Regions from separate parts of the Mus musculus genome. Here region 2 is linked to region 1. A link is a loop called in an ENCODE intact Hi-C map of the cell type or tissue named here. Cell type or tissue: heart. All regions are shown on one strand. Each heading gives the region's core, and the rest is flanking DNA. Links, peaks and the distances in the headings are about the cores only.

Region 1 (8,328 bases), core at 306-8,305:
CTAACATGATGATCTGGGACTGTGTTGCCACTGTGTCAAAGATATTGAAACCCTCTTTCCGTGACTCAGAAACCCAATATGGTATTTTGGTCTCAAGTTCCCATTCTGAAAGGTCACATAGTGCCACCTGGTTCACTCTCACCACGGAGCCTCTACTTTCACGAAGGAAATGGGGGTTTAGTTTACTGTGACAGAGCAAACACTGAACACGCTCAGCCTACACCATGACAACGCACTTTATCATATGAGCAGTATGGTGTTTTCTCTGAGGCAGGGAGAAGAACCAGGCCTACACTTGAGCTTGTGGTGGTCTGTGGCAATCTTCCTCTTTCTGAGGCATGACACGTAGCATTCTCCGAGTCTGCCTGTGTCCCAGGCTTCTCCTTTGTCTGATTGCCTTGGGGTCTACCACAGTGACTTGGCTTATGATGATTTTTGTAAAGAGCCTGTCTTCACATAAGTTCACATTGTCGGTTACTAGGAACTTTTAGGGACATAATTCAGACAGAATGGAGTAAAGAGACATAATTAATCAGTTATAAAAACAATACTTATCAGTAAAGACAGTGTGAGAAGGAGGCCAGAGATCCCCCGTCTCCCCCAGTCCAGCAGGCTGCATTGTAAAGTCAGCTGCTGGGCCGCCCACAGCAGCAGCAGTAGGCTGCAATGTAGAGTCAGATGCCTGGGCCACCTGCAGCAGCAGCAGCAGCAGCAGCAGCAGGCTGCATTTGCAGTCTTGCCGATTAGGCAATTGAAAAGCAAGGAGCCAAGGCAATGACAAGGTTTTTGGCAGTGTTCTGTGCCTGTACGAAAATGCCTGAGATAAGTAACTGACATAAAGGTTATTTGCTTACTTGGTGCGGCTGAACTGTAACTCCAGCTTGAAAGCTTACCCTGGCTTGGGGTTGATTTGGAGGTTTTGTTTGGGGCCTCCTGAAAAGCACCATATCTTGGTGGGAACTGCCTACTGGAACCACCCTACTACTGTCACAAATCAGGGGTCAAAGAGGAGCTTGGTCTCCATAAGTCCCCTTCAGTGCATTGCCCCAGTGATAGACCCCACACTAAGTTCCCTTCTCTAACCCTACCTCTTAAAGGTTCTACCACCTCCTATTATTGCTACCCTGGGACCAAGTTTTGACAGACTAGCAAACAGGAAAGGTATACAGCTTCAAGAGAAAGTCCTCAGGTAGTCCCTTGACTCCAGTCTAGAACCTGGGCTATGATCTTCCTTTCTTCTTTCAGGTGTGAACATTTTCGTTCTTCATTAGAAGACAGTGAAGACGATATTGTAGAAATGAGCGAGTTTTCGTATCCTGTGTTCCGAGCTTTCCTGGAGTATCTATACACAGATAACATCAGCCTATCTCCTGAGGAGGCAGTAGGTAATCATCAGAGACCTTACCACCAAGTTGGCAAATGTTGAATAATTAGGAAGGTGGCTTCTTTCCAGGCCAGGAGACAGACACTGCGATGTTTGCAGGAGCTCTTCTGGTGATGTTGAGCCTGCGCTTTTCTCTTTTTGGTCCTTGGATGTAGCATTTGCCTTTTCTCAGACTCTGCCACTGAGCTACACCCTCAGGCCCAGAACGCAGACTTCCCTTGTCACTACTACATATGAAGGTTGAGTGGGTAGCTCTAGTAAGAGGTCAACATCGATCACCACTGGAGCATCACAGGCAAGCATGGAAGGAAGGGCAGATGGCGAATCTTGTCTGTGAATGCAGAGCCCTAGAAGATCTCTTTGTCATTGCCCCAGAGTAGATCAAGGCCATGTCTGCTACACTCGGCTGTGAAAGTGGGCATTTTAGGTAACTCAGTTAAACATTTCACAATCTGAAATCTATTATATAGGTAATAGATTTTTTTTTTCATTTGGAGAAATCAATGAATAAGAATGTGAGGGTTGAAGACCAGGTCATGCCCAGGGAAAATAGCCTAGCCAAGAGAACAAAAGAAGAGCCACTGATTAAAGAGAAAAGAAACATTAGCAAGTAACAGAGTGCCCGGGGTCAGAGCATGTATGTCCCCACAGTACACTCTGGGTGAGTATTGAATAAGAGGACTCCAGATCAGTCTTTGAATTTGGCACAGTGAAGCCCATTTATGTGTGGGAAGACTCAACCGTGGGGCAGCTTCAGACAGTGGCAAGTGAGAGCGACAGCTAATGAGACTGCTCTCTGAGAGACTGCTCTCCAGGAGTGATGCTGAAGCGAAGCGGGGCAGAAAGATGGGTTGGAGGACAGGAGGCAGATGTGCCCACGACAGGGGATTCCTTTGTGTTATCTGGTGCTGGAACTGAAGGCAGGCTTGGCCTGCTGAGCTTGTGCACTGTGTCACTGCCCACTCCCAACCCAACCGGCTTTCTTTTTAATTCCGTGACAACATGTGTGCTGGTGGGCGTGGCCTCCAAAGATTCTGCTGACCCAGGAGAGGGGAATTCAGAGAAACACAAACCTGTTTCATTTCTAGGAAAAATTATTCAAGCCATTCTGATGTTAACTCCTATCCGTTGTCAGTGTCAGCTCAGCTCAGCTGTCTTCCCGGGGTGCTGTGAAGGCGGCTTCAGAGTTGCAGAGCTCATTTTGCCCGACGGATGGAAGCCCTTCACAGCCCTCTGAGCACTGCACCTCAATGGTCAGGCGCTCAGAGCGCACCCACAATACATTCTCCTTTCCATCAGGGTTGCTAGATCTGGCTACATTTTACAGTGAGACTCGGTTGAAAAAGCTCTGTCAACAAACTATCAAGCAAGGAATCTGTGAGGAGAATGCTATTGCTCTGCTCTCTGCTGCTGTCAAGTATGATGCCCAGGTAAGAAAAGCATCTTCCAGTGAGCCACTAAAAGTAACGTGTAGCTAGATGAAAATGGAACATACAGAAATAAAGTCTTAGAGAACTTATGTGACTATAATGGCATCAAACGTGTCTCAGGAACATTAGAAGAAGACACTGTGAAAGGCCAGGAGACCTAATTTCCAGTGATTAAAATCTTTCTACATCAAGCATGAAATGACTCTCAGGCCGAGCCTCACAGTGTGAGTTCAGGACCCACATATGGAAGGAGAGAACTGTCTCCAAATTGTCCCCGAGCTCCATACATGTGCTGTGACATGCACCATGGACAAGCTCCATACATGTGCTGTGACATGCACCATGGACAAGCTCCATACATGTGCTGTGACATGCACCATGGACAAGCACACACACACACATAAATTCACAAGTAAGTTAAATGACACATTGAGAAAATGTTTTCATAACATACAATAAAGCAAGTTCTTCATAGAAAAAAATGAAAAGAAAATATGGGCAGTTTGACTGGGAGAAAAATGAACCAAAGAACGAATGGCAAACATAATGAATGAGAGAAGCAGGAGATGATTCTGTCCTTAAAGAGCACATACTCGCACGGGGCGATCAGACGTGGTTTGTATTTCCTTCTCCTTGCTCTCTTCCTGAACTTTCTGCAGTGGCTGTGAATTGTCACGATAAAGAAAGGAAAGAGCCTTAATTTAGAGCTGAATCAGTAGGAAACAGGCCATAGCTGCTTGGAGTCAGCTTCCTCTTGGCATAGGATAGCCTCCCTCCCCACTGACTTTAAAAAATAGATTAGTGAGGGAGACTGGTAAAGACGGAGTGCCCTTTTCCTTTTTGGTAAACAGTAACATGCTTATGTAGGGGATTCTAAGTCTGCGGAGGAAACAATGCAGGGAGCAGACTATATGACTGTTCTGTCCATGGGCCTGGCTGCCCCCAGCACCCCAGGGCAGAGCTCAGTCCGCCTTCCTTTACTTTCTATTAAAAACTTTGTTTTGTGGTTCTACACATTGAATTTTAGACCTTTGTACTAGCCAGGCAAGAGCTGACCTCTGAGCTAGATCCCCAGCTGTCTTGTTTATTTTGAGGCAGATCTCACTAGTCCAGGTTTAACCTTGAACACTTTGTAGCCCAGACAGGTTTCCAACTTGCCATTTTCTTGCCCTTGGGCTCTTAAGTGTCTTGAAAAATAGGCCTGAACCACTAGGCCTAACTTGTATATATTTTTAAATTCTTAAAACTTGTATTTTTAAATACTTGAAGTTTCATTTTTCATTCAGTATTTAAACAAAACCAAAACACCATGCAACTGTATCCACATGGAGTAGGCTGGCTGGTAGTAGGGAATGTCCAGTGAGGTGGCTGTGTCCACCAGTAGGTGGTAAGGGTAGCCCCACCCAGGTCGTTGGCTATAGGAATGTTGAAAAGTGCTTGGATTCTAACTATACTTGATGTCTTAGATGTGGGATGGGGATGGGGAAGGCTAGATTAACGTTCATGTCAAGAATTTTGGGCTGCGTAACTGAAGAGATGAACAGTCTTACTGTGTGATGGAGCGTGGCAAGGAGCACCCAGTCAGTCGGCTAGGGCGACTAGGAGCAGCATTTTAGGAGACACACTAGGAATCTGGTCTCAAGGGTCTGTGAAGCATGCAGAAAAGACATCAGTGAGCCAGTCTGAAGTGTAGAGAGAAGTGTCCTGAGAGCTGTAAGAGGACACTAGCAAAGGACTCTACAGAAGTACCATGGGAAAGCCACTTTTAATGTTGAATGAAAAGTGAAATTTCAAATATTTAGAAATACACAATTCAGGACAGGTGTTTCAGGAGTTGAGAAAAATCCTTAAATACGCTGAAGCTCTAGTGAGTCAGGTTGCATGCTGTGATCCAGTACGAAAGCTACATTGTTGCAGTAGAGCCCTGCGGAAAGGCCTGAGAGAATGGAAGCGAGGAACTGGCAATGGGGGAGCCAGAAACAGCTTTTCCTGGTAATTTTACTTACAGATTTAATGGGAAACAGATTGAAGGGCCGGCTGAGATAATCAATGCATGTTTGTGTAAACAGGACAACAGCTTGAAAAGCAAGCTGATAGGGACAGTTGCTAGTGCAGGTCCTCAAATAGGTGGGGCAGTGTGACCTAATGGTAGAGCCAGGAGGTAGGCCTTATATTAATCATGGACCATTCACTATGATACCCAAAGAGGAATGTCCACAGGTTTCTAGCAAGAGGCAGAAGTGAGGGGAAGGGCTTTATGGAGCCTCTCTGAGTAAAGCAGGAGGCCCATTCGCTCGCATAGTCAGGGTAAGAGGAAGTATTGGATGACGTATGAGTCATGTTCCAGAAGGATGAACAGGGAACAGAACTAAGAGCTCTTATTAAAAGGTGGCTGTGTAAAACAATTGCATTTAAGTAGAGAAAGTGTTAGAAAAATAATAAAGAGCTTGTCTTATACAGTCAGAATTCTCTGGGAGGTCAGTTCTACTCTATATCAATTTATTTAATCCCATGAACTCTTTCTGAATTCCATTTTAAAAATAATTATGGGAAATTCCCAGTCCAAAAACCAAAGGAGGATAGACCTAAGTGGTAGTTTCTTAGGAACATTTGGTTTCCCAGTCATTATCAATTCTCCTGACTCTGGATCTCTAAGACACTGAAGTGCTCATGTCCCCACCTCCTTAGCATCAGTCCTGGTGTGGGTGGGCATCCCTCCAACATTCTGTAGAACTCAACCTAAGCGGTGCCACTCTGTCATGTATACTTTCTTATGCTGTCTGCTACTGAGTGGCTCTCAGGGTATTTGGCATTTATCCAGACAGCACATTCTTGTTGTCATGCAGGGACATGACTATTCCGTTTTGTCTTCAAGAGCTCATGTGGGGCAGAAATGTCCCACTGCCACTGAGACTCCAGCAGCCTGCCAGTCTGTTATGGGATGGCATGATTACATTTCCCTTGTGTAGCTAGTTTTCTTTCTCACAGGGGAAATCTCCTATGGGTTCGTGTACATGTTGGCATGGCTGTTTATTTTTCTGCATTCATCTTCAGCATTTGCTAGAGTTTACATACATGTATTTAGAGGAAAGACTGTAATAGGCAATGGACATGTATAATTTCTTGGGAACTGTTGGGAGCTTTATATTTTATAAATAGCTTCAACAACAGAGACAGAATTTTAAACTTTGAATATGAACAGGTGGTGGTACCTTTGTGCTGAGTCAGACCATACCTGGGTGTAGAACACTCCCTTAGAAAGCCTACTCTGCCCGAGGATTTAAGCCAATTCCTCAGCACTGATTTTATATAAATACATGTATTTGTATTGATACATATGTAATTCTGTAAAAATTACTTTGGCTCTGGAGACTGAACCCAGAGCTTCACCTGTACTAAGCACACAGTCTACTGCTTAGTTACTCCTAGTTAAGATTATCAAAGGTGAATGTGATGAAGTCCACCCATCCCACCCATTGTCCTGCAGAGAAAAATAAGGATGTTAATGACCCAGGCTTACTGGCATTAGCAGTTGTCATGTTGTCCTTTTGTCTATAAACTCTTCACAGGCAGAAGCATTTAAAAACACAGGGGAGGGCAGTGCTGTGAACAAGCATTGAAAGGGGAGGAAGGAATGACTGGAAAAGGTGCTGGAGGATGCCTAGCTTAGGTTCCTCTTTTGGAGGAAAAGGCTAGGCGTTTGGCCTGGCTGCATTGGACTCTTGTGTTATGTACACTTTCAGAAACATGGACTAATTGTTAATAATTGCTGTAGCTGTATCACGCTAACATTCCCTCCTTCTGGTCATCTGATCCTTTTTCTGAGAGAAATTCTCTTGCCTTGTTGGGCTGCACTGGGAATATAAACTCATCAAGCTGTTGTTATTGTTCCTAGGACTTAGAAGAGTTCTGCTTCAGGTTCTGCATCAACCATCTGACTGTAGTAACACAAACGTCAGGCTTTGCAGAAATGGACCACGATCTTCTAAAGAACTTTATCAGCAAAGCCAGCAGAGTTGGAGCCTTTAAGAACTGATCCTGAATGTGGAAAAGAATGCTTAAGCCTTCCCATTTCACCCCAGCAAAGATAAATAAATAAATGAATAAATAGTAATTACCAAAAAAAGCCATTGACGAACAACTTCTCTGTAACTAACAGTGTTGATGAGAACTACATCTGGCCAGATTCTTGTCTTCTGTCAAAAGGCTGTAGTCAGTTCTCTCTATCTGCCTACCCCGAGATTTACAGTAGCAGGCACTGAGGGCTCCAACTGGGTATGATATACCACATAGAAGCTGAAAGTGTACCAGTGCCACTCTTGTGGGGAGTCTCCCTCTCCCAGCACGTGCCAACTGTAAATAGCTTTGTGGGTAGGTTGGTGGGGACTGTGTTCACCTCCTTTCTCTGACCAGGGATCTGTCTGGTATGAGCTTGTACAGGTCTCTTACATGCTGTCAGTCTCTGATTTCATACCTGTGTGTCCTGTTCTTTCAGGGTAGGCCCAATGCTTATGAGTAACTCGCTAACAGCTTTCTTGGCTCTGTTTTGTGTGTGTGTGTGTGTGTGTGTGCTTTTTGTTTTGTTGTCACTTTTGTTGGCTAGTTGTCTTTTTTGGAAAGTTGGGAGGTTTTGGAAGAGGTTGAAGTTGAGAAAGAAGAAGTATCATCTAAAAAATAAACATTATAGTTACCATTTCTTCCTTTGAGTCACCTATGGTAGATATCTGTGGGGAATTGATAGTTTGCTAATCTGGAGAAATGGTTCAGTATTCAGCTGGCTGATACATAGTTATACAAGGAATGCTGTCATGCCCACATTTTTAGCCTCTAACATAGTACCTTATATATAAAAGGCACTCAGTTAATTCACTGTCCATCATAAGGGTGCCCCAAGAACAGCTAGAAGGTTGGAAAAGGAATAAACAAAATTAGAAGTCTGTAATTACTGATATTCATATTCTTTTAGTTTGTAATTCTGAGAAACAGTAGCTAATTTAGAGCATATTAGCATTCATAAAATGCCTTAGCAACTACGTTGTCAAAGGCCCAAGGGCTACTTTTGATTTTCTACTTTCTGCATTAACTTCTCATAATGGCATTGTTGAAAATAAAACATTAACTTTGAATGTTACTTCTGGAATCCTATGCCTTATGTAATTGCATAAAGCCCTTTGCTTTTCTTTATATTGAGGGTCTCTCTATATAAGATTGATTATAGGTTTTTCTTGTAGCTAGCTTTGGTTTCTTAACCAGGCACTAGTAAATACTAGATAGAAAGGAACACATTTCATGGGTAGCATTGTGATGGAGAAATGAGTTTCTAGACCAAAACAAGCCATTGTGTAGCAAAAGAGAAACAAACTGAACAAAATGTAGCACTGGATTCCACCAAGTGTCTCACAATATGATACTATGTTAAGGAAATCTTTTTGAAAATAGAAATCTTATTCTCATGTATAATTATTTGATAATAAAGAACTTGATAGAACAAACTGCCTTCTTAAATTGTTGAGT
Region 2 (8,328 bases), core at 112-8,111, 58 kb after region 1:
AGTCTTGGGTTCTATAAGAGAGCAGGCTGAGCAAGCCAGGTGAAGCAAGCCAGTAAAGAACATCCCTCCATGGCCTCTGCATCAGCTCCTGCTCCCTGACCTGCTTGAGTTCCAGTCCTTACTTCCTTTGATGATGAACAGCAGCATGGAAGTGTAAGCCGAATAAACCCTTTCCTCCCCAACTTGCTTCTTGGTCATGATGTTTGTGCAGGAATAGAAACCCTGACTAAGACAATACCAAAGATTAAAAACCAGGCCAATAGGAATCTAGTTTAATTGGTCTTTCCACTATTTCTTACTTCATCCAAAGTAGTTGGAAGACTTTTGAAAGCAACCCATTCTGTTATCATTTACTAGAATTTCATAATCAAATTAAACCCTTATGTCCCAAAGCATTCCCTGTACTGTTCTGATAAGAATTTAGGGTGGGACTATATTATTTAGTATTCCTCAAAGAACAAATAATTTTCTGTATATTCAGATGTGAAAAGTATTTGGATTATACTAATGGGACTACAAAAGGACTCATTTTTGTGAACTCTGGCTCTAGAGCTTTCAAGACATGCTTGGAGAATCTCCTTTGTTTTCTGAGACAAAATGATCGCCTGTGTAGTTCCTTGAACTGATTATATAGCCCCCTAGGCTGCTTTCAAACACTCTCTTCCTACCTTAGCCAGTGGGGTGCTGAAATTATAGACACAAACCACCAGACTGTTTCTCCCCCCCAGAGACCTCATAGTCTCAAGGTCTGGGGTGTGGGGGTAGGGCGGGGAGGCTGGTGGTGCAGAGGGGTCATAACTCTCTTAAAGCCAGGGCCCTTACTGCTATCTCTTGGTTCTGCTCCTCCCCCCACATCTGCTTCAGACTTCCTGTGGTTCTACCAGGGCCTCACCAAATTAACTGGCTGGGATTAGGAGTGCTGGAATGAGTCTGCCTTTCCCTGTAAGAATAGAGTCCTGCTGATTTACTGGGTGTAATAAGGAACTTTGACTTGGCCCATTCATTCTGTCTCTTACACACATTTCTTCCTCTCTGTTCCCTCTTCCCCTCTGTGGTACACATGTCTTGTCCAGGCTAGTTTCAAAATTCTTAAACAGTAAGGATAAAAGTGACTTCCTGATACCAAAGAGTGAGAAAGCAAACGTGACACCTTAAACATTCAAAGAATTCAAGGAATCTGAAGCAAATAAAAAGCAGGAAGGGAACTTTGTAGAGCCTAATTCCTTTCTTTTACAGCCAAGAAGCCAGAGTCCCCACAGGAGCAAAGGAAAAGGACTGAAAAGGACAAGCAGAGTTCTCTGCTGGGAGCTCTTTGCACTGCATTTTCCTACTCCCCGACCCCCTTAGAAAAAGATGTATAGTCTCTTTTTATTGCCTACAGCACATGCTTTATTCATGCATAAAGAATCTACACTAGTAAAAGACAGTCTAGATTCCTTCTAGATTTTTCTATAGAGAAAACCCTTCAAGTGTTTCAGGGATTTGTTTTGGAGAATAGCAGATAGTTTTGGAGAATAGCTAGCAAGGCTTGAAATCCTCCTTCAAATCTGCTTCTTGTGTGCTCTGAGTCATGGTGTCTCAGAGTTCCAGAAAGGTAGGATAAAACCAGGGCCCAAGGAAGGAGATTTCAAGGGCCCTGGAGTCAGATCCTGTGCACTAAAATGGTAAACTTTACTCTGCACTGAACCATATATAGTTAATCTACCAACTGATAATATGCTTAGCTAGAATTGTAGTTTGACATTTGATGCTTTTCCTAAAACAAAGCTAATAACAAATGTCCTTTCGCAACTAAGTATTTTTGTCAACAGGAAAGCACACACATGGATACACATGTGAAGATCCATAGTGCATTTCAGAGCTGAAAGGAGACTTTCCCGGATACTCTTATTACATAAAGGCAACACATACACAGTTCTAAAATAAAATGTATCAGATTCCTGCCATCATAAACCTTCCTTTGTGTCTCAGACTACCATATCGTTTTTATTTTACCACTGTGTAAATAAATTATTATTTAAGATTTTATTTTAGTTAACACTTATTACATTTAAACTGAATAATGTTTAGAATGGATTTGTTTAGAATGGTGTTAGAGTTTCACTTAATCACTTGCTGGGATGCTGGAGTCTGAGCACAGGGCCTCCTACATGGAGCTCCAACACTGTTCCAACCTGCAAATCTTAAAGTAAAAACCTTTTGTAAGTTTTTTTCCCCCCTGTGTATGAGTGTTTTGCCTTCTTGTATGTCTGTGCACTGAGTGCACGCAGTGCCTGCAGAGTCAGACGTGGGTACTGGATATCCTGGGACTGGAGTTACAGACAGGACTGAGCTGCCATTGGGTGCTGACAATCAAACCTGGGCCCTTTGAAAGAACAGGAAGTACTCCAAAATGCTAAGACATCTTTCCAGCATGCCCACCTAGGTATAAGGATTAAAGGCATGTACTACCACGCCCAGCAAATTAGTAACCCTTTTAGACAGACTTTCCTCTACAACTCTTTTTCACTAAGGTATAATCTACATATCACAACATCCTAAAAATCAGCTGACAGTATATTTTACTTATTTATTTTAAAGACCTATTTATTTTTATGTGTATAAGTGCTGGCCTGCATATATGCATGTATATCACATTCATGCATGTTTTCACAATGAAAGTAAACATGGACAGTACCAGGACATAAAACGATTATAATTTGTAAAAATGACAATAAGGGGGCTGGCAAGATAGCTCAGAGGTTAAGCACATTGGCTGTTTTTCCTAAGGTCCTGAGTTCAGTTCCCAGCAACCACATGGTGCTCATAACCATCTATAGTGAGATCTGGTGCCCTCTTCTGAACTGTAGGTGTACATGCAAGCAAAACACTGTATACATAATAAATCGTTTTTTAAAATGACAATAAGGAAACTTAAAAGTGGATCACTCAAATTTTATATTTTTCCTAAAATAACTATTAACAGAAAAGTTTCTTCATGGAGAAGAAAATGTTATTAAGTGTCCCTTTTTTCATTACTGCACTCAAAGTTCCCATCTTCCAATAGGAACACATTTGCATCTGTTTTCCACACCAAAACCAAAGCAAAGAAGTTCAGACCCTCAATCTTTACCGCCTATAAGACTGTATTATTTGATCATAGATGACTTCCTAATCAAAACAATAAAAAGATTATAATTCACCATCAAAAGTAATCAAATTTAAAAGGTATAGAACACATGATACATGCTCTTAAGTATACATCTTAATATGTAAACTAAGGTGTCTATAGAGAAACTTGCTCTGAAATGCCTTCACTGACCCCAAATGAAGGGTTTCAGCTTCAAATTTAGAGATGAAAGTAGATCTGGAATATACCCCAACACACAGCCAACATGTAAAAGAAACTGAAGGGAGAGACGGAGGAAAGGAGAATAAAATCATGGAAACTACATTTAGACAAACAGTAGAACTGAGATTCTCTGCTGTAAGTTATTTCAATTAACTCAGAAGGGGGGAGCCCGTTTTACAAAGCACACTTTCCCACTATGCTTATATTAAGTTGTGGGCAAAAGACTGACACTGTACTAAAAGTAAAAGTTTTGGAGTACTATTCTCACTACTGAGTTATAATCCTCCGGGGGGGGGGCATACTTAATGTAGTCTTTGGTGTATTAAAATTGAACTAGCTCTAGAAAATTAGTTTCAAAGAAAAATGTTAGAACATTATTTATCAAAAACTAAAGAGATCCAGGATTAAAGCTACTCACAATCATGCCAATTAAGTTAAATGCTGGAGAGCAATTAAAAAACACCAGATACTAAGAGAAGCAGGACTGCCTGCCTCAGTCAAAGGCTTTATATAAACTCTTAAGGTTCTGCCTTCAGGCACAAACAGTTCTTTAATGTGCCACTCATATCGCCTACATTTCAATTTATAAACATATATACACCCATCTGCATTTTATTTCTTTAAAGAAGGCAATATCCCAACTACAAGAGCAATAGAAGAGAAAGAATCTACCTTATGTTTCTTTCTTTCTCTTACTTATTACTAACTAAAGCAAATCAAACCACTTTGGAGAAGTTGTCAGAATCCCCGGAAAGCATTTTGGCATAAAAAGAGTTAACACCCAACTCAGCTGGGCAGCCAGTGACCATTTGCAAGCCTCCTAGGTACATTCCCAGCAGACACATTATCAGATTAAAGGAACTGCAAACAACTGGGTTGAAGCCTTCCTTTGTCCAAACCCAGCCTCTTCTTCCTGTGATGTCATATTACAAATCTGGGAAGGCTTTCTTGCTCACTTCAGAGACAGCCCATCTCACAATACAGCTGGCAACCTCCGAAAGGCCTCTCCATTCAGCAAGCGCGAACATGCTTAGGAATTTATCTGGGATCCCTTAAACGACTGCCTATCGCCGTCCGGAATCAATGTAGAAATACAAAGTTTGAGAATAAAAAGAAGGAAGAAGTACCCGAGGACGACGGGCGGACGGACGCACGGCGAGTGTTTGTGACTGAAGTAAAGCTGGTTTGGACCCTGGCGGCTGAAGCACAAGTTTCCACGCGGACTGGTCTGGTCCGACTTGGAACAGTTTTTCCTTACACTTTCAGCTTTATGGGTTGGCTTCCTTGACTGCATTTTCTGTCAGTTAACTAAACTCCAGACTCATGGATTTTCTCGACCAGAAAATCAGACTATTTTCCTGAATAATCTACTAGAAACTTTTACGGAACACATTTCATGTTTCCTTTGAAGAGTTAAGAGAAGAAAGTATTTGTAAGAACAGGAAAAGAAACAAATACTTTGCAAATAAACTGGCTGCTGCTGTGACCACATCTGAATAGCAAAGGCGATCGATCAAGCGCTGCGGACAAAAGGCCTCCTGTAAGCTGCACTGCCTGACAATGGTAAGCTCCAATGGCTCCCAGTGCCCTTATGACGACTCCTTTAAGTACACTCTGTACGGGTGCATGTTCAGCATGGTCTTCGTGCTTGGGCTGATATCCAACTGTGTTGCGATATACATTTTCATCTGTGCCCTCAAAGTGAGAAATGAAACTACAACGTACATGATTAACCTGGCAATGTCAGATTTACTTTTCGTCTTTACTTTGCCATTTCGGATTTTTTACTTTGCAACACGGAATTGGCCATTTGGAGATCTACTCTGTAAGATTTCAGTAATGCTGTTTTACACCAATATGTATGGAAGCATTCTGTTCTTAACCTGTATCAGTGTAGATCGATTTCTGGCAATTGTCTACCCATTTAAGTCAAAGACTTTAAGAACGAAACGAAATGCAAAGATCGTTTGCATTGCTGTGTGGTTCACAGTGATGGGAGGAAGTGCGCCTGCAGTTTTCTTTCAGTCGACCCACTCTCAGGGGAACAATACCTCAGAAGCCTGCTTTGAGAACTTTCCAGCGGCCACATGGAAAACTTATCTCTCCAGGATTGTGATTTTCATTGAAATAGTGGGCTTTTTTATCCCTCTCATTTTGAACGTAACTTGTTCTAGTATGGTGCTAAGAACTTTAAATAAACCTGTTACATTAAGTAGAAGCAAAATGAACAAAACTAAGGTTTTAAAAATGATTTTTGTCCACTTGGTCATCTTCTGTTTCTGTTTTGTGCCCTACAACATCAACCTCATTTTGTACTCGCTCATGAGGACACAGACCTTTGTTAACTGCTCTGTGGTGGCGGCAGTGAGGACCATGTACCCGATCACTCTCTGCATCGCTGTTTCCAACTGCTGCTTTGACCCTATTGTTTACTACTTCACCTCAGACACAATTCAGAACTCAATAAAAATGAAAAACTGGTCGGTTAGAAGAAGTGACTCCAGGTTCTCTGAAGTTCAGGGCACTGAGAATTTTATCCAACACAACCTACAGACCTTAAAAAATAAGATATTTGATAATGAATCTGCAATATAAGCTGCCTGACTAAGCCACTGGGACTGCTCCGTGTTCAACTGTGAAAACTGTGTTCTTGGGAACTATCTCTCCGGCTCCAACAGAAAATATTTTTAAAGGAAGTTTGTGTCTGATGTGTTAAACATTAAAATATATTCTATTCTTGTATGCACGCCATTTTACTTTCTTGAACCACTTTAACGTGTTTTTTCCTCATTAAAAAAAAAAAACTCCATAAAGTTAAGGTCTAAAAGCAATTATGATTTAAATAATGTGATATATCTGTACGTTTAAAATTTTGTATATCATGAAATGATTTAATCAGAAATCTGTTAAATGGTTTTATACTGAACCGAGATGTTGTTTACGGAATAGTTTACTAAGTAGATTTCACTTATATTTTATTTTAGATTAAAAGTACTTATCATGCCTTAAACTGTAAACAGTGAAGAAAACCAGTTTGAACTAGTCACACAGTTTTAGAGCATTTCCTCCAAGAGACTACTGCAGTTTTCTGCATGACATTTTATCTTTTTAGGCAACTCATAAAAAAGAAAAGGTATCTAACTATATAGTATATTTTGAAATTACTATTTTGATTTATATTCTGGCTGCAACACCCAATTTCAAAATGATATATAGTATAAAAACTTAGCATAAAGAAACTAATGAAATGTTATCTTGCTAGGTAAATTATTTTGAAAGTACAATAAAAACCTTGTATTTTCAAGAATGTTGGTCTAGAAATCACCAGGACAGTGAAGTGCCTGAGTTTTTAGAATGTGATACATAGCTAAGATTTTTTTTTTTACTTCTTTTCCTCTCTCACTTTAGATCAACTACAGAGTGCCTGAAAATGTTATTTCAAGTGGAAAAAAAACCTTTAAAAATGTTAAACGTATAAAGTAAAGACATAGTTCTTTACATAGAGAGCAACAAATCTAGAAAGACAAATTACTAAGCACAATTATATTTTCATTATACAAAACAGACAAAGGCATGGCTTTGAGACAGAAAAATACCAACTACATCAAAACTTTCATTTTCCAACACATCCTCTTCTAATTTAAGGCATTTTGCAAAGTTTTAATTTTAGAAAAATGATATACATTTGAATTCAGTTAGCCTGTATGGTAAAACAAGTTAATCTTTCAAGTCTGAATACAGCATGAACACACACACACACACACACACACATATGTATGTATATGTGTGTTTATGTATGTATATATATATATGTATACATATATATACATATATACATATATATATATATACACACATATATATATGTTTGTTTGTTTGTTTGTTTGTTTTGTTTTTTGAGACACGGTTTCTCTGTATAGCCCTGGCTGTCCTGGAGCTCGCTTTGTAGACCAGGCTGGCCTCGAACTCAGAAATCCACCTGCCTCTGCCTCCCAAGTGCTGGGATTAAAGGCATGTGCCACCACACCTGGCGAACATATATTTTATAATACATAAATTTACTTTTTTCTGAGTTTGGGCTGCAATGATTTTTGACAAAGCATAGTCATTTTCTATCTTAAATAAGTCTCTTTGTAATAAATAGCACATACATGGATGTTTTCTTTCAATACCCATGTTTTTTTATAGGTAAAGCTAAATGAAAATAAACCTGTAACAAAAAGCAAACTAATGAAAAATAAGCATATCCTAAGAGATGTATATGTTCCACACACATACACACACTGTGAAGTTTACTTCAGTTGCCCTATAGTTCCTGTACTTGATGTCACTCCAAAAGAATGAGATGCATGTAGCAGTCTTAGATATACACTGTAGAGTTGAAAAGCAGTGAGCAGTCCACTGATCAAGAGGAAAGGATCATGGAGTTCTGCATTTCTCCGAACTTTCTATGTGCAGGGTTCATGAGAAAACCCTAAGGAGGAATCTCAAGGCATGTGTCTTACTTTAAAGTCCTAGAAAGGCAGTCATCAAATAACCGTCACTACTAGACTCAGTGGAGAAGATCTTATTGCCCTTGTCTGAACAACAAACATGAGTCAAAAGTTTTGTAAAATTCTTTAAATTTTTTGTTTTTTCAAGACAGGGTTTCTTTGTGTAGTCGTTGCTGCCTTGGAACTTGCTCTGTAGATCAGGCTGCCCTTGAACTCAAGAGATCTACCTGCCTCTGCCTCCTGGGTGCTAGCATCAAACGTATGCACCACCACTGGGCAACTTTGGTAAGATTCTTAACAAAGTGTCACAATAGATTAAAAAGTTGTAATTTTCTCATGTTGATCAAATATTAAGGGCAGGTGATACAGCCGGTGTACAGAGCTTACCTATATGTGAAGACCCTAGGTTTAATACCAACACTACCGAAAAAGAAATTTAAAATACTGGGTAAATCTTACCTATCTAGACAAAAGAGTATCACAACAAAATGTATGTTATTTTCC

What was found. Hi-C counts contacts between places; a loop is a spot of excess contacts. Peaks named below come from ENCODE experiments on the same cell type or tissue, not always from the same donor. Only the 100,000 strongest peaks of a DNase experiment are listed, where the experiment ranks them.
Region 2: a loop joins it to region 1, with 2.9 times the contacts of the local background. A loop is called at or near these places in 4 of 42 quality-filtered maps.

The regions. Positions count from the first base shown.
Region 1 is chr14:73,175,750-73,184,077 of GRCm38, forward strand. It overlaps Rcbtb2 (regulator of chromosome condensation (RCC1) and BTB (POZ) domain containing protein 2), which reads left to right. Exons shown (of 15, transcript NM_001170694.1): 13 at 1,246-1,385; 14 at 2,684-2,814; 15 at 6,710-8,306. The coding sequence ends at 6,850. Among named protein-coding and RNA genes, the nearest start is that of Gm52109, 13 kb to the left of the region's middle. In heart, for the core only: no CTCF peak of the experiment used is centred there; a DNase peak (open chromatin) is centred at 3,552; H3K27ac peaks cover 700 bases.
Region 2 is chr14:73,233,710-73,242,037 of GRCm38, forward strand. All of the region lies in intron 17 of Rb1 (RB transcriptional corepressor 1), which reads right to left. It overlaps Lpar6 (lysophosphatidic acid receptor 6), which reads left to right and starts at 4,182. Exons shown (of 1, transcript NM_175116.4): 1 at 4,182-6,649. The coding sequence starts at 4,892. The coding sequence ends at 5,926. RefSeq lists an enhancer at 247-2,617. In heart, for the core only: CTCF peaks have their summits at 2,840 (motif pointing left) and 4,541; DNase peaks (open chromatin) are centred at 842, 4,292 and 4,922; H3K4me3 peaks cover 3,389 bases; H3K27ac peaks cover 4,458 bases.